Linked DNA regions of Homo sapiens: region 1 is linked to region 2. A link is a loop called in an ENCODE intact Hi-C map of the cell type or tissue named here. Cell type or tissue: HepG2. All regions are shown on one strand. Links, peaks and the distances in the headings refer to the core of each region. The heading gives the core; the rest is flanking DNA.

The links. Hi-C counts contacts between places; a loop is a spot of excess contacts. Peaks named below come from ENCODE experiments on the same cell type or tissue, not always from the same donor. Only the 100,000 strongest peaks of a DNase experiment are listed, where the experiment ranks them.
Region 1: it touches region 2 in a loop (4-fold over the local background); 4 of 110 quality-filtered maps call a loop at or near these places.

What each region holds. Positions count from the first base shown.
Region 1 is chr9:75,582,087-75,594,326 of GRCh38, forward strand. No RefSeq gene overlaps it. Among named protein-coding and RNA genes, the nearest start is that of PCSK5, 300 kb to the right of the region's middle. In HepG2, for the core only: a CTCF peak has its summit at 6,938; no DNase peak of the experiment used is centred there.
Region 2 is chr9:75,258,971-75,271,210 of GRCh38, forward strand. No RefSeq gene overlaps it. Among named protein-coding and RNA genes, the nearest start is that of OSTF1, 180 kb to the left of the region's middle. In HepG2, for the core only: a CTCF peak has its summit at 6,705 (motif pointing right); a DNase peak (open chromatin) is centred at 6,701.

The DNA of each region.
Region 1 (12,240 bases), core at 2,227-10,226, 320 kb after region 2:
GAAAGAATAAATACCATGATAAGGAAACTAAATAGACAAATATAGCCATGTTCTCTAGTTTCCTTTTTGTTACCAGGAAAAGGTGTCCTTTTCAACTGGTGTTTACAGTGGAAAAATTTCTAAAGTTATAAAACTGGAGGGAAAGAGAATTTGCAAAATTTGTTTTGAGAGAAAAGAATTAGAGTCACAACACAGGAGAAGATAACTGGGTCATGAAACATGGTGCTATGGTTTTGATCTGGTTCCTTTGACCCCACCATGTCTCATGTTGAAATCTGATTCGCAATATTGGAGGTGCGGCCTAATGGGAGGGGTTGGGTCATGAGTGTGGATCCCTCATGAGTAGATGAATGCCGTCCCTGGGGGGCGAGTGTGGGGGTGGTGAGTGAGTTTTCACTCTTAGTTCCCAAGAGAGTTCCCTAGAGAGCTGGTTGTTAAAAAGAGCCTGGTACCTTTCCCTTCTCTCTTGCTTTCTCTCACCATGTGATCCCTGCACACACCGGCTGCTCTTCCCCCCTTGCCATGAGTGGAAAAAGTCTAAGGCCCTCACCAGATTCAGATGCTGGTGCCGTGCTTCTTATACAGCCTGCAGAACCATAAGACAATAAACCTATTCTTTTAAAAAATAAATTACCCAGCCTCAGATGTTCCTTTGTAGCAACGCTAACAAATTATACCTGGCCACCAAAATTTAGGGGACCCAGCAATTTAAATAAAAAATTTAAAAAATACTCTTCTATTTTTATTGGATGAAATTACATATAGCCTTATTTGATTTATTTTTATAAACATTAACACAGGCATATGTTTATTGGTATCAAAAAGTCCAGAAGGACTTTTATCTGTTGTTATGCTTTGAGAGCAAATAACAGAAGTTCCCAACGCAACTAGTTGGTACAAAAAGGAAAATTTATTATCTCACATTCAAGACATGTTAAGTTGAGAATTTAATGTATTTAATTGCTAATTCAATGACATCATCGAAATCTCAGGTTCTTTTTTTGTTCTGCCATTCTGTGAATATTGCTCTTTTCCTCAGTCTAGCTTCTTCTTTGTCACAAGAGAGTTATATCTGTCCAGATATCAAATTCAGACATATCAATTTTGAGAGAAAGAAGAGTGAAGCTGCCTCTCAATAATCCCTCCTTCACATCTCATTGGTCATCCTCTAATCCAGTCACTGGTTAGAAGTATAGGATTACCTTGATTTAATAGGCTAATCAGGATTTGCTCTTTGGTTGGAGATGGGATCACTTTCTCTCAGGAGTAGAAATCTGGATTCTGTTAGCAAGGAAAGAGGGAAAAATGGAACTGCTGCAGGCTTTTAATGAATATCAGCAACAGTGTCAGAGTCCCTCATTTCCTCCTCCATTCCTGCACATCATTCAGAAAATTTATTCTTTCAGCAAATATTTATTGAGCATATACAGTCAGCCAACCACTGTTCTAGGCATTGGGGGCACAGTAGTAAACTTCTTCCATTTTTATTTCTTTTGGGGTTATTCCCATATGTCTAAATTATATGTTTATGGTGCAGCTTCTTGAAATATCAAAATTAGACAGTGTTCATTGACTTCCTGCCATGAATCATGAGGATATGAGGATTTAGTTGTTTTATATCACTACTCATCTCCCCTACCTCTCTTCGTATTTATGTAATCCATCTATAAAACTTTAAAAAGGATTTTAAAATCTGTTTCTTCTTTAATAAACTGCAATCTACCTGTATTGGTCAGTTCTTACACTGCTATGAAGAAATTACCCGAGACTGGGTAATTTATAAAGGAAAGAGGTTTAATTGACTCACACTTCCACATAGTTGGGGACACCTCAGGAAACTTACAATCATAGCGGAAGGCAAAGAAGAAGCAGGCACCTTCTTTACAGGGTGGCAGGACAGAGTGAGTACAAGCAGGGGAAATGCCAGATGCCTATAAAACCACCAGATCTTGTGAGAACTCACTATTATGAAAACAGCATGGGGGAAACTGCCCTCATGATCCAATTAGCTCTGCCTAGTCTAGCCCTTGAAATATGGGGATGATGGGGATTAAAATTGGAGGTGGGATTTGGGTGGGGACACAGAGCCAAAGCATATGAATACCCCTACCCTTCTTTCATTTTTTAGCATTTTTTGAATGCCTATTAGCAGTTTGGCAGTAGGAACAAGACATCTTTGTCTTTTTTTCTTCTTAGGGAATTCTCCAATGCCATTTTCAGTTGTTTTTAATTTCCACCCATTTGGTACCTTGGAGGCTGGTGCTTCTCCTTTTCACACTGCTTCTCCCTCAATCAAGGACATCCAAGGGTTAAAGACTTGACATTCCATCTCCTTAAGAACTCAGTAGCTGAAGGCAGATGGCAGAAATCTGCAGAAAGGCTTTCAGTTTATAGACAGCATCTCTTGGCTCCCAAACTAATAAGACGAAATCATTATTCTCCTTCCACATATCCGCATTCTCTTTTTATTGTTCAACCTCAATCAGCTATATCTTTCCTTTAATATTGTCAATATTAAGAATATTTACATTTTATACCTTTTTCCTTTGATGTACCCTTGATTCTAAAAGATGAAAAATCAATAAATCATAATATCATATTATGACTATGTAAATATTTTCTGCTGCAGAGTCAAACAGTGCACGCATATCATTTTTTTCTCCATGAATCAATATCACTCCAAAGAAATTGTTTCTGTCAGAGATTCGATTGTATTTTTTTACTCTCTTTTTAAAATAAATCACCAGTTGTCTTTGTCATATTATGAAGTTATCCAAGCTTTAATAATGCTGTGTAATTCAGAGCTTTCCAACTACTGATGGTATCAGTAGTTGACACCTCAGCCTTGGGGTCAGGCAAACCCAAGGCTCATCAGGGGTATGAAGCCTCCTTTATTTAGCTCATTGTGCTAGACAAATATTGCCATTTTACATTCATGCCGTGATGTAAGAAAGTTTGTGAGGTGCTAGAAATCTATCCACGTTCTCCCTTTTCTTCCCACAGAGATCTCAGAACCTGAGGTTGTGCTCTGTTTCTACTGCCAAGTTGTCATCCCAGGACTTCCCCACTCTGCTCTCCTGAATTAGGTTCATTTTCCTGGATCGCATGTTTTCTTCTTTCTGGGTTTTCTCCCTCATTTTCCTAAGGTGCATCTTCAAATTATGTCCTAGAAAGTGTAGTGGGAGGTAAGAATTCTGAGTTCTCCGTTTCTCTAAGTATCTTTATTTGCCTTTCGCACAGGATTGAGAGACTGGCTGAATACAGTCCTCTCAGTACTTTGACCACATTGCTTAGTTTTCTAGAATTCAGTTGTTGATGAAACATTGGAGCCACTATAATCATGATTATTGGTACATGACCTGAAAGCTTTTAGGATCCTTTGTTTATTCTTGGTCTTTTGAAATTTCATGATCATATGTTTATGGGGCTATTTTCATCCATTTCACTGGCACTCAAGAGCCCCATTCTAGCTTCTTTAGCTATAGAAAATTATCTTCTGTTTCTTTGAAATTTTTCTGTCTATTTTCTGTATTCTGTCTTTCTAGAATTTTCATTAGACAGATGTTGGGTCTCCCACATAAAAGTTTACTGTCATTTTTTCTTTTCTTTCATTTGTTTCTGACTCTTTATCTCTTTGTTCTACATTCTTAGAAGTTTCCTCAATTTACCTTCCAGACACAAGTATTAAGACCCAACAGCACAGGTCTCCTTACTGTAAAATTAGGGGTATCTAAGTGTAACTGTTCATCCTAAAGCAGAACCTTCTAGTTGGCAAACCTCCTCCATGCACACATAACTTCTACTCAGCCCTTTGCCTCACTCTCAAGAGAGAACAGGTAATCAAGGATCAACGGTTTTTGTGGAAAGCTTGTAGCATGTAATGTCAATAAGCTAACTAAAGTTGAATCAAGGTAAATCATCAGGAGAGGTGACTCCAAAGGAAAGAGATAATTTCAAGACCAAAAGACAACAAAAAATTAAAACTATCCTTTGCATGGATAGAGCTGAGGGCCATTATTCTAAGCAAACTAACACAGGAACAGAAAACCAAATGCTGCATGTTCTCGCTTATATGTGGGAGCTAAACATTGAGTACATATGGGCACAAAGAAGGGAACAAGACACCAGGGCCTCCCTGAGGGTGGAGGGTGGGAGGAGGGTGAGGACTGAAAAGCTACCTATGTAGTACTATGCATGTCAGCTGGGTGGCAAAATAATGTGTACACCAAAAACCCTGTGACGTGCCATTTACTCATATAACAAATGTACATACGTACTCCTGAACCCAAAATAAAAGTTTAAAAAATTATATAAAAACTAGAAATTTTTAATTGAGTTATCTCTTAAGGAAATATCCTTTTATTTAGTTTTACCTGGATAAAAGTTATGGGATATCAGTTCATCACACACATTTTCAATGTAATCCCCCTTTTTGGTGCCACTTTTCAGTCTTAAATCCACAGCCTCTTTGCTGTATGTCTGATTCCTTCCTTTCCTGGATAGCATCAGAAACTAGCTACCTCTATTAGTTTCTACTGGGTTTTGTTTCTTAAGAAAGTTTTGAAAACTCTTATCCACTGGTATTTCCCACGTCAATTTTCTTCATTATTAGGAAAAAATACCTTTATGTATTTTTTGCCATCACTGTTGGAGATCTTTGAGCAGAGTGCAAGATCTTAAACAATAGAACAAATTCTGATTTCAACTTTTTTGCCATTTTTAAAATTTCGTTTACCTGTTGGTGCTGTACATACTCCCCTAAAGAAAGTGCCTGGTTGTGAGGTGGAGGTTACAGTGAGCCGAGATCGTGCCATTGGACTCCAGCCTGGGAAACAAGGGTGAAATTCTGTCTCAAAAAAAAAAAAAGTGCCTGGTTATTAGGAATTATTAATTAAAGTATCATGATACCAAATGTACCACACTGCTAATAATCCCCAGCTGTGAGCAACATCCTAAATTATGAAGTTGATGTAGACCTGATTTTATGCTGCTTGCTCTGTCAATGTTGACAGTTAATATTTCAACTCATATCAAGCATACCAACTCAGACTACCCTGGGTGATGAAAGGCTGCACTCAGCATATATTTTATTACTAGGAAAATTATAAAGGAGAAGATTCATAAAAGGATTTTTCGTAAGAAATAAATATTCTTATATTGGGATGGTCTCATAGATTCCTGACAATAGGCCGTAAGAGGATTAGATCAGTGACTCTTTTTTTGTGTGTACTCTCTAAAAAATTTTGAAAACTTATTTTCAAAAAGTATCCCTTTCTATATTTTATGTATCTAAATTTTTTGTCATAAAGGTAAATAGCTATAAAAGATATTAATATTGATATTTACAATTAAATTGCTATGTTTTAAAATGTATTAAATATAATCTAAATGTCATATGAATTTATATCTATCATCATTCATTAAAAAATACATGAGCAAGCACTTTTTAGTAGTGTATTCTTATTACATTTCCCACTCTGAATTTTATCCTAATGTAATATATATTTAGAATGGAAAGGTTTTAATTAATTGCCTTTATTGAGTAATTCATGGAAAAAATATATGAAATTAAACTGAAATTGACATATCAATATACTTCCTGTAACTGTAAGGCTCTAAGGGTTAATTTTTTTCATTAATTTATCATTACGATGATTAGCAGCAGGTACTCAAAACAACATAAATGTATATAAATTATAAAAAGTATCAAATACAAAATGTAAAAGTTTATTGGAAATAAATCTTTTAAGGAGATAGAAGCATTTTCTGATTAATTCACATTAGTATGAATATTTCTTGTTATTTTCAAAAGAGCTCAGCACCTTTTCTGTTGTAGTTTTTAATTTTTATAGATGTAATCTATGATGGCTTACCTGTTATGTAAATGAGAATAGTTTTATTACAATAATGCCATTTATATTTTAGAACTCCTTTTGAACTATTTGCCAAAAATCACATGATATATTTTGAAAAATTATTTTTAATGATCTAGAATCAGCACAAATTTGCTCTTTTTCCATTTTTTAAAAGTATGATTAGGAAACTACCTGATATGCACATGAATTTGTTACTCAGTCTTTAAGGTCATTCACTTTCCTGACACTCACACACCAGCATTTTAAATTCATTTTGTGCCTTGTAGGTTTTTACACCCTGAAGCAGTGCACCATATTAAGATACAGTGGGACTTGAGCTATTCTTCTGTGAAGAGGAGGAGGGCAACTGTGAAAGAAATGGCTTGACTGTAAGATGTTCTCAGTCTAACCAATTTTAGGAAAGAAAATATGTGAAGGCAGAGGATCCAAAGCGATTCCCTTCAAACCATCCTACCCCATGGGACACCCTTTGTGAACTCCCTAAGGTAACAGCAGTCCAGAACACAGATGACCTACAGGATTTCTGTTCCTTTCCAGCTTTTTATTTTACCATTGATGCTTCCTTTCTCCTATAAAGGAAACAACAGCTTCAAAAAACTTTGAAGAGGGTCTCAAAGTGATTGGGGGAAAAAATAAGTAAACTGCAGAATAGAAAGAGCTCTATGGTTAGGAAGTCCAATAAGCAATAAGGAGAGACAAGACAAAAGAGAACCAAACAAAATCCAATGTTACAACCTGATTAGAAATAGAAACTTGAGGATTTAATCGATGAGCGGGGTCACAAAGAATATAAGTGCAGATCGACTTTTTGTACCAAAACAGCTGGCTGACTTCTTATCTGAATCTTGAAGTCATAGTAAATTATCACTAAGTTGTTATAGTTTTTGGAAGATTTGGAGTAAAGGTAAGCTGACAGATGATGGCTCTAAGATGATGGCTTTCAATCTTTTAAAACACAACTAACGGCAAAAATAAAATTTACAGGTATATAACTGAAACAGGAGTTTCAGTTCTTGAAAAAATATAATACTTACTTTCATGCCAGACCCCCTGCTGGCTTTAATAGGGATGACACCAGGTTTGAGAGGCCAAAGAAGAGACCTGGAGCCAAAAAACAAAACACGGGGTTTAATTGAGGGGACTTACATACAAAGCATTCCAGTGACAGTGGGCTGAACAGGAGAACTGTTCTCATTTGTAAGATGCATGCAGTTTATGTGGATCAGGTGCAACCACATTCTCAGATTACACTTAAGTTATTGCTATCAGGTGTGTCTACCATACACTTACCCTTACAATGTGGGGTATTCTATAATATTTTGTCTTCCCTCCTTCATTCTTCTTACGTATTAAAGACAATGCTGGTCAAGAATCACCAATTTATTTCACCATTCACCTAATAAGTAATGATTTTCATCTGAAAAACACCACTGTACGGTCCACTGAAAAATAACCATATATTTTTGTATTAAAATTTTATTTTAAAAAAATTCCTGAAGAAAATCACACATACATTTGACTCATCTCTGCTCAGGAGAAATCAAGCTGCTCATACCCCAAGGACATAACCAGGATCCCTTTGGTGGCAGCCCATCCCAACTGTAGGCATTGTGCCCAAGATGAAATAGCCTCTGGAATGCTACAGAATGACAATAAATAGGGAAAAAAAGCCTAGTAGAGAGTCAAAGTGCTCGTAAGCCAGTCTGTTAATTGATGCAAACCTTCTGTTCTGTGATGATAGTGAAGAGGGGTGAAATGGGTGTGGAGGAGGCTGGCGGGCTAGGAAGAAGTGAGATTTAAGAGAATGGATGATTTAAGTGGAGAGAGAGAGTTCCTGGAGCTTCTTCATACAAACAATCTTCCCAATAGAGTGCTAGATTATCTATGCATTCCACACATCTTGTAACTGATAGTTGTCCTTGTTTACCCCCTCTCTCTAAGAAGAGAAATATGTGGAATTAAACAAGGCATCAACTTCCTAAGAATGTGCTATTGCAATGGGCTCAAGCCAATGAGGGCAATGAGAGAACAAATACATCATTAGGGTGCAATCCAAGCAACACAAGTAAATGGACACAATGGAAGAGGTCTGTGAGAAGACTGCTGAAGACAAGAAATGCTTTTTTTTGAAACAGAATATATAAACTTCCAATCTACCTACGGTTATAAAGAACTATTTTGAAAGGTCCATTTTATAGTAAGTTTTTAAAAAGTTAAAAGCAAAACAAACAAAAATCTCTGGGATATACAGTGTCATCACTTCCAAGTCAAATTACAAAATAAAAAATTAATAAGATTTATTACTCTGAAATATTCCATGACTGAAAAAATACCCAGAGTGCCTAAAACTCTGAACACTTACAGTCCCCAGAAGAATCAGTAGAGAACTTAATGGTAGAAGTAAAAATAAAATTAATTTTAAAAACCTGTAAAACCCCTGGAGAGCCAATGGAAGTGGCTATAAATGGATTCCTAAATGGAATCACCTGCAGGAGCTTTTGGACCATCGGAAACCAAAGCTGAATACAGAGCAATTAAATCAGTCTCCAGAAATGGAACCCAGCTATCAGCACTATTCAAATCTAATGTGTGGCCAGTGTGGTTGAGAACCACTGCTCTAGACCCTTGCCACTCACAGTGTGGTCCATGGGCCAACTGTATCACCTGGGAGTTTATTAGAAACACATAACCTCAAGCCCTTGCCCAGACCTACTGAATCAGAATCCATATTTAACAAAATCCCCGGATGGTTCCTGTGCACATTACATTTGAGAATCACTGATTTAGAAGATGGACACTATTACATTCTGGCATCCACTCTTCCTTAATATTTAATCATTTCTTGCTTGATATTGATGTAATGTATTTGGAATGAGCCAAGTAGCAGCACCTGCTATGTTGTGCTAGCTCTGACTTCTCTAATTGCTCAGAGTTGATGTCCAAATGTTTAAGAACTGAAGGGTCAGTTTCTGTCTTCATCCTAATTATGAATAGCCTTGTCCCTTCCCCAGTGGGATCAAAATATTGCCAGGATTCTACTTAGAATCCAGTGTCCTTTGCTGCCAACCAGATTCTAGACAAAATTTGGTATGTTAATCCTGTTTATATATTTTTAGGTTGGGCATCAATGGTAACCCTGACACTGCTCCTACCTTCTGCCTCTCCTAGTTTTCTCTACCACTAATTCTAACTATATAGAATAAACTCAAAATCTAACAGAGTGGCTGTGGAGGCAGTTGACCTTCCTTGCTTATGCTAATTCTCTTTCAAAAAAGTGGCTGCGGTTCTGAATCCACATGTAGAACTGGTTGATGATGTTACCCAGTTGGTTCTGCTGCTACTGGTTTTTCCATATATCGTAATTTCCTATGCATTTTAAATTTCATTTGTCCACCAGGCTACTGAAATGGACGGATAGCCTTTAAAATGACTTCTAGAGCAGAATTCCTCCTGCATTCCACTGCCGATGACCTTTACAGTAGAAATACATCAGTCCCTGGCCTTGGAACTGGGTTTTATAAAGTCACTCCTCTAGTCTTCTTTTCTGCTACATTTCTTTGCATATAACCCATGAAAATGTTTCATGCTCAGCTGAACTCTAACATTATTATAGGGTAGATGGCCAATGTAAAGTCGTCTCAGATTAATAAGACTTGTAAGGAAATCTCAGAAGGCTTCTCTGTGTAGGGACAAAAAAGCAAACAATAAAAGAAGAAATGTAAAAATAGCGTTTAGTAAACCAGAAAAATCTTTTCCACGTTTTTCTGGTGAACACCAACTTATTCCAGGACATACTATTAGATTGTCCGTGTGCCGAAGTGCTCTAAGATCGTGGAGTAAATGTATCTCCAGTCACTAGAAGTGGAAGCCCTAAATGGCCTAAGTCTAGTAGAACTAGACTTACCTGTGTAAGCACAGACTGAATTTTGGAAGACCTATAACTCTGGCTCACTGAAGAGGAATCAACTTCTAAAAGGGAGATTATTAGATTTTTCCAAAAAAAGAACATAAAAGTTCCTATGGCATTCAAATCACAGGACTAAGATGTGCAGTTGCTTTAGAATCAGGAGCTTTTTAACGAACAGCTGTAATGCATTTGGGCAGTTGTGCAAAACAGAAAGTTGGCAGACCAGATACTCTTTTCAGACATTAAACACAAGACGCTTGGGGCCAGATCTGGTGATTAAGAAATCAAATGTTTTCTTTTTCCTCTTCCAACCTGTTCTCAGAGTGTGGAAAGTTATGTGATTTTTCTTCTCTGACCCTCTGGTTGTGTTTATCAGGCCTGTCTCCTCAGCCAGACTAGATCCAGCCACTGGAGGTCAGTTCAATTCAACTCAATCCAGCCTGATCTAGTCCAACTCAGCCTTCTCCACCTTTCTTTCGAGGAGACCTATATGAACATAAAGAACTCAAGTGTCTTGGGGGCTGATACACCAGGTTGTCTACAGCTCATCTCATAAAATGTCTTGACTCTGAGGCAAGCACTATGCCTGTTTGCTTCCACTGAGGATGTATAGATCTGATTTCTAGATACTTTACCACATCCTGGATTCTGCTTCCTCTATAATTACCAGATTCTATATATCATTGATTTTTCTAGTCCATTTGGGCATGACTTACTTTTGTACCTGGCTCTAATTAACCTACCTGCATCCTGACTGCCTCTCAACTCTCATACTAACTCTTTCCCCTGGTCCCTGCCTCTACCTCTGTCCTTCATTTCAACCTTTCAGGTTTCATTTTCTCCTTCCACAACTTGGCCTGGCAGAAACTGCTTCCTCCGAAAGGTTTTTCTTTCAAGTACACATGCAGAAATATGCATGAGCATCTGGTGTGAGCTTTTTGTTCATCTTCAGCCTCTAGTGAAATACAGAGACAGCTACTCTGAGCAAAAGAGAAAAAAAAATCAAGATTAATGAGAATGAACATCAGAGAAATGCCTTCACATCTAGAAAACATTAAGAGCCTGCTTTAGCCACATGGAAATAGGTGTGTGTCTGGATATCAGCTCTTTCCCCCCGGTCTACCTGTAGTAGACCAGACTCCCAAGAAGCCTGGCAACGGGAAGAGGGAGACTCTAGTGAAAAGTGGTTGCCACTTCCTGGCTCTCACAAGGAAAAGGGTGGATCTAGAGTGTCTGTTCATCAGTCAAACATCCATAATGGCCTTACCGGTTGTTAAAAATATTGAAATACTACCCTACTAATTAATAAACAGCCATTGTCCATCCCTCCCATCCACCCCTTTCTTTGCCTTGGTGCCCTGACTACCTCCATTGGTTCCTCTCATGCCTCCACCAACTAAAAATTTAACATTATGATTGGTGGGCTCAATACCTTGTTAAATATTACGGTAATCTCTCCTCAATAATCACTCCTGACTCTCACAGGAATAGCATGCTTAGAGCCACCTAGAAACCAATAAGGAAAGAAATAACCTTTTAAGGTCATCTTAGGAAGCATGATGCACTTGCCTCCTCAGTAAAATTATTCAGGGGCTGCTCAGATTCACCCTACTCCTTTTGCTTCACCCATTTTCCTCATTGACATGGTTTTTTTGACTGTCTGTCTGATGATCTAATCTTGCTATCCCTCTATCCTTATCCATGGAGTAGGCTACAGGGAGCCTGCGGTCTCCATTTGCTATAGTCTGAATGTTTGCATCTCCCCCAAATTCATATGTTGAAACATAATTCCCAGTGTGGTGGTATATGGAGTTGAGGTCTTTGGAAGGTGATTAGGTCCCAGTGGTGGAGCCTTCATGAATGGGATTAATGCCCTTATAAAAGAGACCCCAGAGAGATCCTTGCCTATTCCACCATGTGAGGACACAATGAGAAGGTGCCATCTACAACCCAGCAAGCATGCCTTCACCAGACACTGAATCTACTGTTGCCTTGATCTTGGACTTCCCAGCCTCCAGAACTGAGAAATACATTTCTTTTGTTTATAAGCCACCTAGCCTATGACATTTTATTATAGCAGCCCAAATGGAGCAAGACACCCATTAGATAACACTTTAAACTCCTTTTCTTCATATAGTCAGCTTCCTGGACAGGAACTGGTTAGTTCCAAATCTAATGATCAGATTCCTCCCAAGTGTTCACTCTACACCCCCATGCAGCCATGTGTGAGATTCCCTGTTGCAACCACCAGAGGCAACCAGGTACCAGTTAAGCCTAGCACCTTCTGCAGTTTCCCTTTCCAACTGTATCATAGCAGAACAGAGAGGGTGCTTTGGAATCAGGCAGACTTGGATTTGATATCCAGCTTCTCTTTACTACCCAAGTTACTTGAGCAAATGACTGAACCTTTGTAGACCTATTTTTTTTTAAAGTCACAAAATGAAGGTAAATATTACT
Region 2 (12,240 bases), core at 2,312-10,311:
TGTTTGCCTGGGTATCAGCAGCAGAGGCTGCAGAACAGGGAATATTGCTGAACCTGCCTGATCGTTCCTCTGGAAGCTTCATCCAGAGGGGTACCCGGCTGTGTGAGGTGTCAGCCTGCCCCTACTGGGGGGTGCCTCCCAGTTAGGCTACTTGGGGTTCAGGGACCCACTTGAGGAGGCAGTCTGTCTGTTCTCAGATCTCAAACTCTGTGCTGAGAGAACCATTACTCTCTTCAAAGCTGTCAGACAGTGACATTTAAGTCTACAGAGGTTTCTGCTGCTTTTTGTTCAGCTATGCCCTGCCCCCAGAGGTGGAGTCTACAGAGGCAGGCAGGCCTCCTTGAGCTGTGGTGGCCTCTACCCAGTTTAATCTTCCTGGCTGCTTTGTTTACCTACTCAAGCCTCAGCAATGGTGGGCACCCCTCCCCCAGCCTCGCTGCCACCTTATAGTTCGATCTCAGACTGCTGTGCTAGCAATGAGCGAGGATCCGTGGGCGTGGGACCCTCTGAGCCAGGCACGGGATATAATCTCCTGGTGTGTCGTTTGCTAAGATCATTGGAAAAGCACAGTATTAGGGTGGGAGTGACCTGATTTTCCAGGTGCCGTCTGTCACAGCTTCCCTTGGCTAGAAAAGGGAATTCCCTGACCCCTTGTACTTCCCAGGTTAGGCAATGCCTTGCCCAGCTTCAGCTCACACTCGGTGGGCTGCATCGACTGTCCTGCACCCACTGTCTGACAAGCCCCAGTGAGATGAACCCAGTACCTCAGTTGGAAATGTAGAAGTCACCCATCTTCTGCGTCGCTCACACTGGGAGCTGTAGACTGGAGCTGTTCCTATTCAGCCATATTCTCCATTTGCTTATTAAATATTTCTCCATCCCTTTATTTTGACCTATTGTGTCTTTGCATGTGAGCTGCATCTCCTGGATACAGCCCACCGATGGGTCTTGACTCTTTATCCAATTTGCCAGTCTGTGCCTTCTAATTGGCTCATTAAGCCCATTTACATTTAAAGTTAATATTGTGATGTGTGAATTTAATGCTGTCATCATGATGCTAGCTGGTTATTTTGTACATTAGTTGATGCAGTTTCTTCTTAGTGCCATTGGTCTTTATATTTTGGTGTGTTTTTGCAGTGGCTGCTTTTTCCTTTCCATATTTAGTGCTTCCTTTAGGAGCTCTTGTAAGGCAGGCCTGGTGGTGGCATAATCTCTCGGTATTTTCTTCTCTGTAATGATTTTATTTCTCCTTCACTTATGAAGCTTAGTTCCACTGGATATGAAATTCTGTGTTGAAAATTCTTTTCTTTAAGAATGTTGAATATTAGCCTTCACTCTCTTCTGACTTGTAGGGTTTCTGCAGAGAGATCCACTGTTAGTCTGATGGGCTTCCCTTTGTGGGTAACTTGACCTTTCTCTCTGGCTGCCCTTAACATTTTTTCCTTCATTTCAACCTTGGTGAAACTTGGGGTTCCTCTTCTCGAGGAGTATCTTTGTGGTGTTTTCTGTATTTCCTGAATTTGAATGTTGGCCTATCTTGCTAGGTTGGGGAAGTTCTCCTGGATAATATCCTGATGAGTGTTTTCGAACTTGGTTTCATTCTCCCCATCACTGTCAGGTATACCAATGAAACGTAGATTTGGTCTTTTCACATAGTCCCATATTTCTTGGAGGCCTTGTTCATTCCCTTTCATTCTTGTTTCTCTAATCTTGTCTTCTCACTTTATATCATTAAGTTGATCTTCAATCTCTGATATCCTTTTTTCTGCTTGATCGATTTGGCTATTCATACTTGTGTATGCTTCATGAAGTTCTTGTGCTGTGTTTTTCAGCTCCATCAGGTCATTTATGTTCTTTTCTAAACTGGTTATTCTAGTTAGCATTTCCTGTAACCTTTTTTCCAGGTTCTTAGCTTCCTTGCATTGGGTTAGAGCATGCTCTTTTAGCTAGGAGGAGTTTATTATTACCCACCTTCTGAAGCCTACTTCTGTCAATTTATCAAACTCATTCTCTGTCCAGTTTTTTGCCTTTGCTGGAGTGGAGTTGTGATCATTTGGAGAAGAGGCGTTCTGGTTTTTGGAATTTTCAGCATTTTCCTGCTGGTTTTCCCTCATCTTTGTGGATTTATCTACCTTTGATCTTTCATGCTTATGGCCTTTGGATGGGGTTTTTCTGTGGCTGTCTTTTTTGTTGATGTTGATGTTATTGATTTCTGTTTGTTTGTTTTCCTTCTAACAGTCAGGCCCATCTTCTGCAGGTCTCCTGGAGTTTGAGTGGAAGTCCACTCCAGACCCTGTTTGCCTGGGTATCACCAGAGGAGGCTGCAGAACAGCAAAGATTGCTACCTGCTCTTTCCTATGAAAGCTTGGTCTCAGAGGGGTACCTGCCTGACGCTAGCCAGAGCTCTCCTGTATGAGGTGTCTGTCAACCTTTTCTGGGAGGTGTCTCCCACTCAGGAGGCACAGGGGTCAGGGACCCACTTGAGGAGGCAGTGCGTCCCTTAGCTGAGCTCGAGCGCTGTGCTGGGAGATCTGCTGCTCTCTTCAGAGCCAGCAGGCAGGAATGTTTAAGTTTGCTGAAGCTACACCCACAGTTTTGTCTTCCTCCAGGTGCTCTGGGAGATGGGAGTTTTATCTGTAAGCCCCTGACTGGGGCTGCTGCCTTTCAGGGATGCCCTTCCCAGTGAGAAGGAATCTAGAGAGGCAGTCTGGCCACAGCCATTTTGTTGCACTGCAGTGAGTTCTGCCCAGTCCAAACTTTCCAACAGCTCCCTTAATACTGTGAGGGGAAAACCACCTACTTAAAGCTCAGTAATGTGGACACCCCTCCCCTACACCAAGCTCTATTGTTCCAGGTCGACTTCAGACTGCTGTGCTGGCAGCAAGAGTTTCAAGCCAGCGGTTCTTCACTTGCTGGGCTCCTTGGGAGTGGGACCCACTGAGCAAGACCACTTGGCCCCCTGGCTTCAGCCCCCTTTCCAGGGAAGTGAACGGTTCTGTCTCACTGGGGTTCCAGGTGGCACTGGGATATGAAAAAAACTCCTGCAGCTAGCTCAGTGTCTGCCCAAACAGCCACCTTGTTTTGTACTTGAAACCCAGGGCCTGGGTAATGTCAGCACGTGAGGGAATCTCCTGGTCTGCAGATTGCAAAAACTGTGGGAAAATCATAGTATCTGGGCTGGATGGCACAGTCCCTCATGGCTTCCCTTGGCTAGGGGAGAGAGTTTCCCGGCCTGTTAAACACTTCCTGGGTGAGGTGATGCCCCATCCTGCTTCTGCTCACCTTCCGTGTGCTGTACCCATGGTCTAACCAGTCCCAATGAGATGAACCGGGTACCTCAGTTGGAAATGCAGAAATCACCAGCCTTCTGTGTTGATCTCGCTGGGATCTGCAGACCGGAGCTGTTCCTATTCAGCCAGCCATCTTCCCAGATCCAGTCAGATTTGCTCTTTTGTGGCTATTTTCTAGTTTCTGTAGGTTGCTTTATTATTTTCTATTCTTTTTTCTTTTGTCTTCTCTGACTGTATTTTCAAACAGCCTGTCTTCAAGCTCATTAATTCTTTCTTCTGTTTGATCAATTCTGCTATTGAAAGACTGTTGCATTCTTCACTATGTCCATTGTGTTTTTCAGCTCCAGAATTTGTTTGATTCTTTTAAATTATTTCAATCTCTTTGTTAAATTTATCAGGTAGAATTCTGAACTCCTTCCTTGTGTTATTTTGAATTTCTTTGAGTTTCCTTAATAGAGCTATTTTAAATTCCCTGTCTAGGTCACATATCTGTTTCTCCTGGATTGGTCCCTGGTGCCTTATTTACTTCATTTGGTGAGGTCATGTTTTCTTGGATAGTGTTGATGCTAGTAGATGTTCTTCAGTGTCTGGGCATTGAAAGGGTTAGGTGTTTAGTTTAGCCTTTGCTGTCTGAGCTTATTTGTAGCTGTCCTCCCTGGGAAGGCTTTCTAGATATTTGACAGGACTTGGGTGCTGTGATTTAAGATGTATCTGCTTTTGGCGGCATCCCAAGTCAAATAATGCTGTGATTCTTGCAGACTTAGACTTACAGAGGTACTGCCTTGATGGTCTTGGACAAGATCTGGGGGAGTTCTCTGGATTACCAGTCAGAGACCCTTGTTCTTTTCTCTTACTTTCTCCTAAAAATATAGTCTCTTTCTTTGTTATCAGTCACCTAAAGCTGAGTGACACAAGCACCCCTGTGGCCACCACCACTATGACTGCACTGGGTCAGACCTGAAGCCAGCACAGCACTGTGTCTCAGAAAGGCCTGCTGTAACCAGTCCCTGACCCAAGGCCTGCTGTAACCAGTCCCTGGCTACTGCCTATGTTCGCTGAAGGGCCTAGGGTTCTATAATTAGCAGGTGGCAAATCCATCCAGGCCTATGTCCTTCCCTTTAGGGAGAGGTCCCCCAAGCCCTAGGTGGGCCCAGAAGTTCTGTTTGGGAGTGGGGTACTAGAGTCAAAAGCCTTCATCTACCTGATATTCTATTGCAGTGTGGCTAAGCTGTCACTTATGCCACAAGATGGAAGCAGAGGAGCCTCACCCTGTAGCTACTACCAACCGAGGCCATGGTGAGTACTGCCAGACTAACACTCATCTTCCCTTAAGGCCCACAGTCTCTAAAGTCAGCTTGTCATGAAGGCTACCTGGCCTGGGACTCACCCTTCAGGGCAGTGGGTTCCTCTCTGGCCCAGGTTAGGTCCAGAAATGCCATCCAAGAGTCACATCCTGGAATCAGGGATCCCAAGAACCCTCTTGGTGCTCTAGTCCCCTGTGGTGATGGTGGTACCTATGGTGCAATACAAAGTCCCTTTTACTTTTCCTTCTGCTTTTCTCAAGCAGAAGTTTTGTCCCATAGCCACAGCAGCTGGCTATGTACTGAGTCTCACCTGAAGCCAACAAGTCTCAGAGGCTCACCCAAGGCCTTCTACGTAGTACCTGTGTATTACTACTGGTTATTTAAGGTCCAAGGGCTCTTTGGTTAGCAGGTGATGAATGCTGGCAGGACTGGGTCCTTTCCTTCAAGGCAGTGGGTTCCCTTCTGGCCCAGGGTGTGTCTAGAAATGTCATCTGTGAGCTAGGCCCTCGAATGGGGGCCTCATGACTCTGACTGGTATCCTATTTTGCTGTGGCTGAGCTGGTATCATAGATGTAAGACAACATCCTTCCTACTCTTCCCACTCCTCTCCTTAAGTGGAAGGAAGGGGTCTCTTTTGGAGTTGTGAGTTGTAGCCTGGGGTTAGAGGAGGTATGATGCGAGCACTCCCTTGGCTGCCACAGCTGGTGTCCACTATCTCTGGGCTTAGTTCAGCCCTAGGACTCGCCTAAGAGTTGTAGTCCTTATGGCCTAGATTGCCTTTCAAGTTTACTTGGAGACAGAGTGCTATAGCCCTTGGAGGCAAGGTTTGGAGGCACTCAAGCTCAGACTTCTGGGATTGGTGATTCCCCTCTGGCTAAGCCTGGCTTAAATGTTCCCTCTGTGGGTGGGTGTCAGCTGAGTTTGGTCTGGTTTTCCTTTCTGCTCTGACAGGACAGCAGTGAGTTCAGTGCATCACAATTGCTGTATTCTCCCTCCCCCAGCACCCAGAGAATCCCTCCATACCATGCCACCAAGGCAGGGAGTGAGGAAGGGGTCACAACGGTGATTCAGGACTGTTTTTAGTCTCTTCAGTGCTTCTTTCAGTGATATAAAGTTAAAAGGAGGTACTATGAGTGCTTACTTGATTTTTGGTTCTTATGAATAGGTGTTTTTTCTGTATAGATAATTGTTAACTTGGTGTCCTTGTGAAGGGCATGATTGGTAGATCTTTCTATTCCGCCATTTTGCTCTGCCCTCTCTCAACAACTTTCTTACCAGGTGGCATTTTGTATTGAAGATAGCCTTAAACCAAATTCTACCAAACCTTCCCATTTTTAATGAGTAAAGATACATTAAAACAGTTATACTACCTACCTATTCTTGTAAGCCCAGAAAGTGCCTTATTCTCCGACTTTTGGCATTTCTCTAAGCATCTTGAATGAGAGGCTTCCTGTGAGCCAATGCAACACCATTCTGGTGAGTAGATGTGAACTTCTTATTTGGGTAAATTGATAGTCTTCTGCAGTGTGAAAGGGACATAGGACCAAATACAGCCCTGGATTGTCCCAAGATATTAAGACACTGGGATTGCTGATTTTATTCTCCTGTTTTAAGAAAGGTTAGTGCGGCCCCAAGTATCTTTCTAACCCATGATATATCCTGAATTTTACTTATTTCCATTTATTTCACCAGAGAAAAATGATTTCTAATATTCTTTATGCTAAGAAACCCTCTGGTGTTTTTGGTAAGCATCTTTGAAGTTCTTACTAAAATACTTTGGAGGCTGGAATTCCTGATAAGTGAATTTCAGCTGCTAACCAGATGCCTTTTGATTTTATACAGTCTGCACTGAGCAATTTTGAGATAAATGACCACATAGCAAGTATTAGTACATGAACATTTCCTGTCTATCTAGTAGTCATTGGCATCAAAGTTTAGAAGTACCTAATCAATCTGTATAAAGTCTTTAATTAAAGGTGGGATAGTAGTAGATTGTCCAACTGAGGATGTGTTTTTAGATACATTTAAAATCTGAAAGAATAATATTGGGGAAATCGTAATTGCATTACGCATCTCTAGCATTCTCACTTCTACCACAAGGGGGCAGCATTAGCCCCAATTGAAGCCCAGTGTTGACAGCTATAATCTTAGAGTCTCTCCTAGTCATTGGTGTTGCTAAAAAGGATTAAAAAAAGCCATCACATTAAACTGAGCACCTAAATGGGTAGGTGCAGAGTTGGGCTTGAAGCTATTTGGCAGCAGGGGTAGCAAAGAGCTGGTCTGTTCTCTGAGTGGAAAGACCTGGGAATTGGGAGTGGGTGGGGTCTGAGGAGTGATTTGAGGCAGGTGGGGAACAGCCATCAGCCACATAAGACAGCGAAGTCACCTGAGGTGACAAAATAAGTGAGGAATCTCTGGCCTCAGGATAACAAAGGACTTGAAAAACAGGGATGTCTAATAGGGATTTTCTGTTTGTGTGATGCAGAATAGAATGCTTTCTTGCTGAGGGTCTTATGTGTTTCGATGCTTTGGAATTGTTGAAGTTAAAATTCAGCAGAGTCATGAAATTGGGGCCAGAGGTGACTTTGGGAATGTGAATCTCCTAGGAATTTATACAAATATTAGTAAAGGCAGTGGCCCTTCTATAGTATGGGGCCTGGTGATTTGAGAAAATCTTGTTTACATTTTAAGTTGCACAGTGACCCCACTCTCAGGCTAAAATCAGTGATTTATTTCAATAAATGTTTCTGGAGGAACTAATATTTGCTTAGCTAGGTGCTGTAGGGAGACAACACATTTCTAATTTAAATGTTTGTGCCAATGACTGTTATATTTGAAGCAACTGCACTGTCCAATTCAGAATATCCCAAGAGGGATGGACCTAGTGCCATAGTTGTCAGCTTTGTCTACGTGTTAGAATCACTTGGAGTTATTTAAAGCTTTTAAAGACACACAAACACACACATATTCCTAACCCAACATTATTTGTGTTCTCCATCTTTTTTTTTCCAATTCCAGATGGGAATCAAAGAAACCTGTTTCTTTTATAAAAATTATTATTATTTTTTAGATGGAGCTTTGCTCTTGTTGCTCAGGCTCAGTGCAATGGTGTGGTCTCTGCTCACAGCAACCTCTGCCTCCCGGGTTCAAATGATTCTCCTGCCTCAGCCTCGCAAGTAGCTGGGATTACAGGTGCCTGCCACCACGCCCAGCTACTTTTTGTATTTTTAGTAGAGACAGGGTTTCACCACGTTGGCCAGGCTGGTCTCAAACTCCTGACCTCAGGTGATTCACCTGCCACAACCTCCCAAAGTGCTAGGATTACAGGTGTGAACCACTGCGCCCAGCCTAAATTTCTTCTTAATACTCCTGTTCTTCAGTGATGCACAATTTCTAAAATGTCCCATTCTCTTTTTTAGCTTCCACAGTGGTGTAACAAGGCAATGGGAATTCACTCCACAAATCCCAGTACCACAAGAAGTTATCTGTAAGGTCTCCAGGGATGAGATAATCTACATATTTCCTCATGTCTGTTATAATGGCATTCTAGCCCAACATAATCATGTCCATCTCTTGGAATGCATTGTGTAGACTTTAACTTATATGGTTCTGCTCTACTAATGAAGTCAGTCTCTTTAAAAAATGTTCAGAGAAACTAATAAAGGATTATAAGCAACAAAAGGATACGGCCTAAGCCAAGTCAAGCCATTCTTGCTATCAATTCTGGAACAAATATATTAATGATATTCCTGTGTCTCTAATTTTATATAACAAACAGACAATCATTCTTCCATCATTTCTATTTCCTTTTTTTTTTTTTTTTTTTTTTGAGATGAAGTCTTGTTCTGTTGCCCAGGCTGGAGTGCAGTGGCATGATCTCGGCTCACTGCCACCTCCACTTCCTGAGTTCAAGTGATTCTTCTGCCTCAGCCTCCCGAGTAGCTGGGACTAGTGCCGCCATGCCTGGCTAATTTTTTATTTTTATTTTTTTGTATTTTTAGTAGAGATAGGGTTTCACCATGTTAGCCAGGATGGTCTCGATCTCCTGACCTCGTGATCCACCTGCCTTGGCCTCCCAAAGTGCTGGGATTACAGGTGTGAGCCACCGCACGTGGCCTCTTCCATCATTTCTTTGACCATGCCTAGGGACCATCAGTAACCCTAATGAAAAATGATCTTTGTTCTTTTCTGCTTTTGCTTAGTGCTGGTTTTTGGCTCTTCTAATCAAATGAGTCATTCCTGGAATGTTCAGTTTGTTTTATGGTTGTGGCACTCCAGGAAAGCAGGGCAGTTCACCTGCCCCATTCCACAGCTGACTGTAGCTGAGAAAGCTCCCAACATCTGTGTCTATAATAAAAAGCCTGCAAAAGGAAAATAAATCATGTTTCCACCTCCATTTTTTCCTGCACATTAAAGGCTGATCACTGAAAGTCATGATCTTGGCTCTGAATTGGGTTGCAGCATTTGATCTGATGGCACACAAAGCGAGATCAATATCTGCCACCATAAAAAGTCAATGAAACATAAATTAGGAAGAGAAAATTTTCTAACTCTGGCCCCAAGCAGTGACTAGTTGGGTGCAAGCCATACATTTGGGCAATGAAAAAAGAAAGCAGCTTTACTTAACAGCAGGGTAGACTATACTAGGATTATATTTTGTGCTATTCCTACTTCTCTTTATTGATCTGCATATAATGAATTGAAGCATGATGATTCTCTCTCCAAAGTTACTCAAGAGTTTACTAAAATGTTATCAGAAAGTTTCTAACTGTGGCTATAAAAGTATGTGAAACCAATCCAGGCACTGGTGACTGCTGACTATAAGCATTTTGATAATATAAGATGATATTGGTCAGCCCAAGACAAGGTCTTATCTGACATCTGTAAGAATGTTTTAAAGTTGTAATTCAGTTGGCTGTTGAGAAACAAATGTGTCTCCTCTCTGTCCTTGATTTTGGACATCATGCCTTTTCCTGATGTGGCCCAAGCTTTTTAAATTTCCAAAAATGAACATATACTTTTCTTTTTGATAATAAAATTAATGCAGATTTTTTTGAGGAAAATAATTCAAGAAACCCAGAAGAGTAAAAGAGGAAAATAAGCCTTACTTATTCCACCATCACCCAGCAATTGTTACTGATTATATGTTAGCATGTCTATTTCCAGTCCTTTACTTTTTTTCTTGTGTTGTCACACGCACACATTTCAAAAGTGGGAAAGTAGTACAGACGGCCTTGACTTATGATGGTTCAACTTATGATTTTTCAACTTTACCATGGTGTGAAAGTGATATACATATAGTAGAAATCATACCTTGAGTTTTGATCTTTTCCTGGGCAAGTGATATGCCCTGCAATACACTCTCATGATGCCGGGCAGTGGCAGTGAACTGCAGCTCCCAGTCAGCCACAGACACACCATCATGAGGGTAACCGACCGATACTCTGTAGTGTACTGTGTTGCCAGGTGATTTTGCTCAACTATAGGCCAATGCAAGTGTTCTTTCTGAGTGCATTTAAGGAAGGGTAGGCTAAGCAACAATGTTCAGAAGATTAGGTGTATTAAATGCATTTTGAATTTACAGTGGGTTTAACAGGATGTAACCCCATTGTAAGTTGAGGAGCATCTATACAGGTAGTATGTGATCTTTATGGAAATAACATAAATAGTACCCCCTTCTGCAGCATTCATTGAGAATTAACTACAGAGATTTAATGCAGGTTGAGGTCAAAGTGTCACATGAATTACTAATAAAATCTAGATTGCAGGGTGGTTTTACAGCTGTAGGCAGGAGGACTTCCTAATGCTGAGGCTTATGACGATCGACTTCCGTATCTAGCTACACACGTATTTCAAAAGTATATTGCTGGATTACAGGAGTCTCTTCATGTGAGGCCGTCTCCTTTTAAATTAACAGCATTGGAAGTCATAAAAGAACCTGGACTTTCATAGCTCACTCCCTGGACATCTGAAGGGGGAAAGTGCTGGGCTATGCATATCTATTTTATTTTCAAACCCAGTCACTTCTCCTTTTTGTGAAAGGATTGTGGGTAGAGGGTGGAATGTACTGCTAATGGGGTTTTCTTTACCTAGAAGGGGGGAAAATAAGCTCTCTGTTCTTATAATCTACTTTATTCAGTTAATAGAATATGCTCATCTTCATATATTCTTCTACTGTGTGTCCCTTGGATTGAATGTAATAAAAAGTTTAAAAACCAGTATAAACTTAGCAGCAGCAGAGAGCACAGTTCTATTAAAGAAGTAGAAGAGTCTACAGGAATCTAGGAGCACCCCAACTATTTTAGCTCTCAAAGGTGGGAACTAAGGCACCTCCAGAGATTGTTCATGCTCTGAGATCTGATAATGATATATGAGGGTATAGCTCACTCACCTCACCCAGTACACCATTGTCTCCAGAGTTTTGATGGTTAAATCACTATTTTTAGTTTCTCTATTAGTTATCTCTACAATTTTAATATTATAATCAAACGACTCTCTTTGCCTTTATTAACTTTCAACTATGTCCCCAAACTCCAACTCCCTCTCATCTTACAGATGAGTTGTTAATATCTCCTTCCCTGTCTTCAACCTCCCTCCAATTCTGGGGTTGTGAACTGAAGATCTGTATTCTCCCCAGATTCATATGCTGAAACTTAATCCCCAATACAATGCTGTTAGGAGGTGGGAACTTTGGGATATGATTTAGTCATGAAGATAGAGCCCAAGTGAATGAGATGAATGCCCTTATAAGGGAGTTAAGAGTCCAGATTTGTCTCTTTCCACCATGCGAGGACACAGGGAGAAGATGCCTTCTGTGAACCAGGGAGTAGGCCCTCACCAGACACTGAATCTGTTGGCACCTTGAGGAACTTCCCACCCTCCAGAACTGTGAAAATTAAGTGTTTGTTATAAGCTACTCAGTTTATGGTATTTTGCTATGGTACCCCTAACGGACTAAGGCATCTGATCAGCTGTGCCATGGTTTAACGTCATTAAGGGAGATGACTTTCATGTGTTTTTTGTAACCATAATTAAGTTCTTTCAACAAGCTGATTCTAAAAACAGAATACTAATACACAGTAATGCTTACATTAATATGATATGTAAAATTAAGTGTCAAACAAAAGTGCTCTGATAACAATTCTTTTCTACATTTCAATATTATAAATCCTGTTCCACTTAAGGCAAAGAAGAGTCTCCTTTCCTACATTTCACCAGTGACTTGAAATCATTCCTCATTTTAGTTACTTCACATATAATTCATTGCATGCTTATATGGATTTTTTCTCTTTTTAAAAACAGCTTTATTGAGGTATTACTTACATACCATAACATTAATCCTTTGTAAATATATAATTTAACCCTTTTAAGCCAGTTTATAGAGTAGTGTGACCATCACCATATCCAGATTTAGAATATTTCCATTGCCCCAAAAAGTTCCCTTTTGTTTCTTTGCAGACAATTCCTGCTGTCACCCTTAACTCCAGGCAAGTACTACTCTGCTTTTTGTCTCTGTACACTTAGTACATGTCATAAAAAGAGAATCATAGAATATGTGGTCTTTTGTGTCTGGCTTCTTTCACTTAGTGTGTTTTTGAGGTTCATTTATGTTATAGCATGTATCAGTACTTTGACTTAAAACAGTT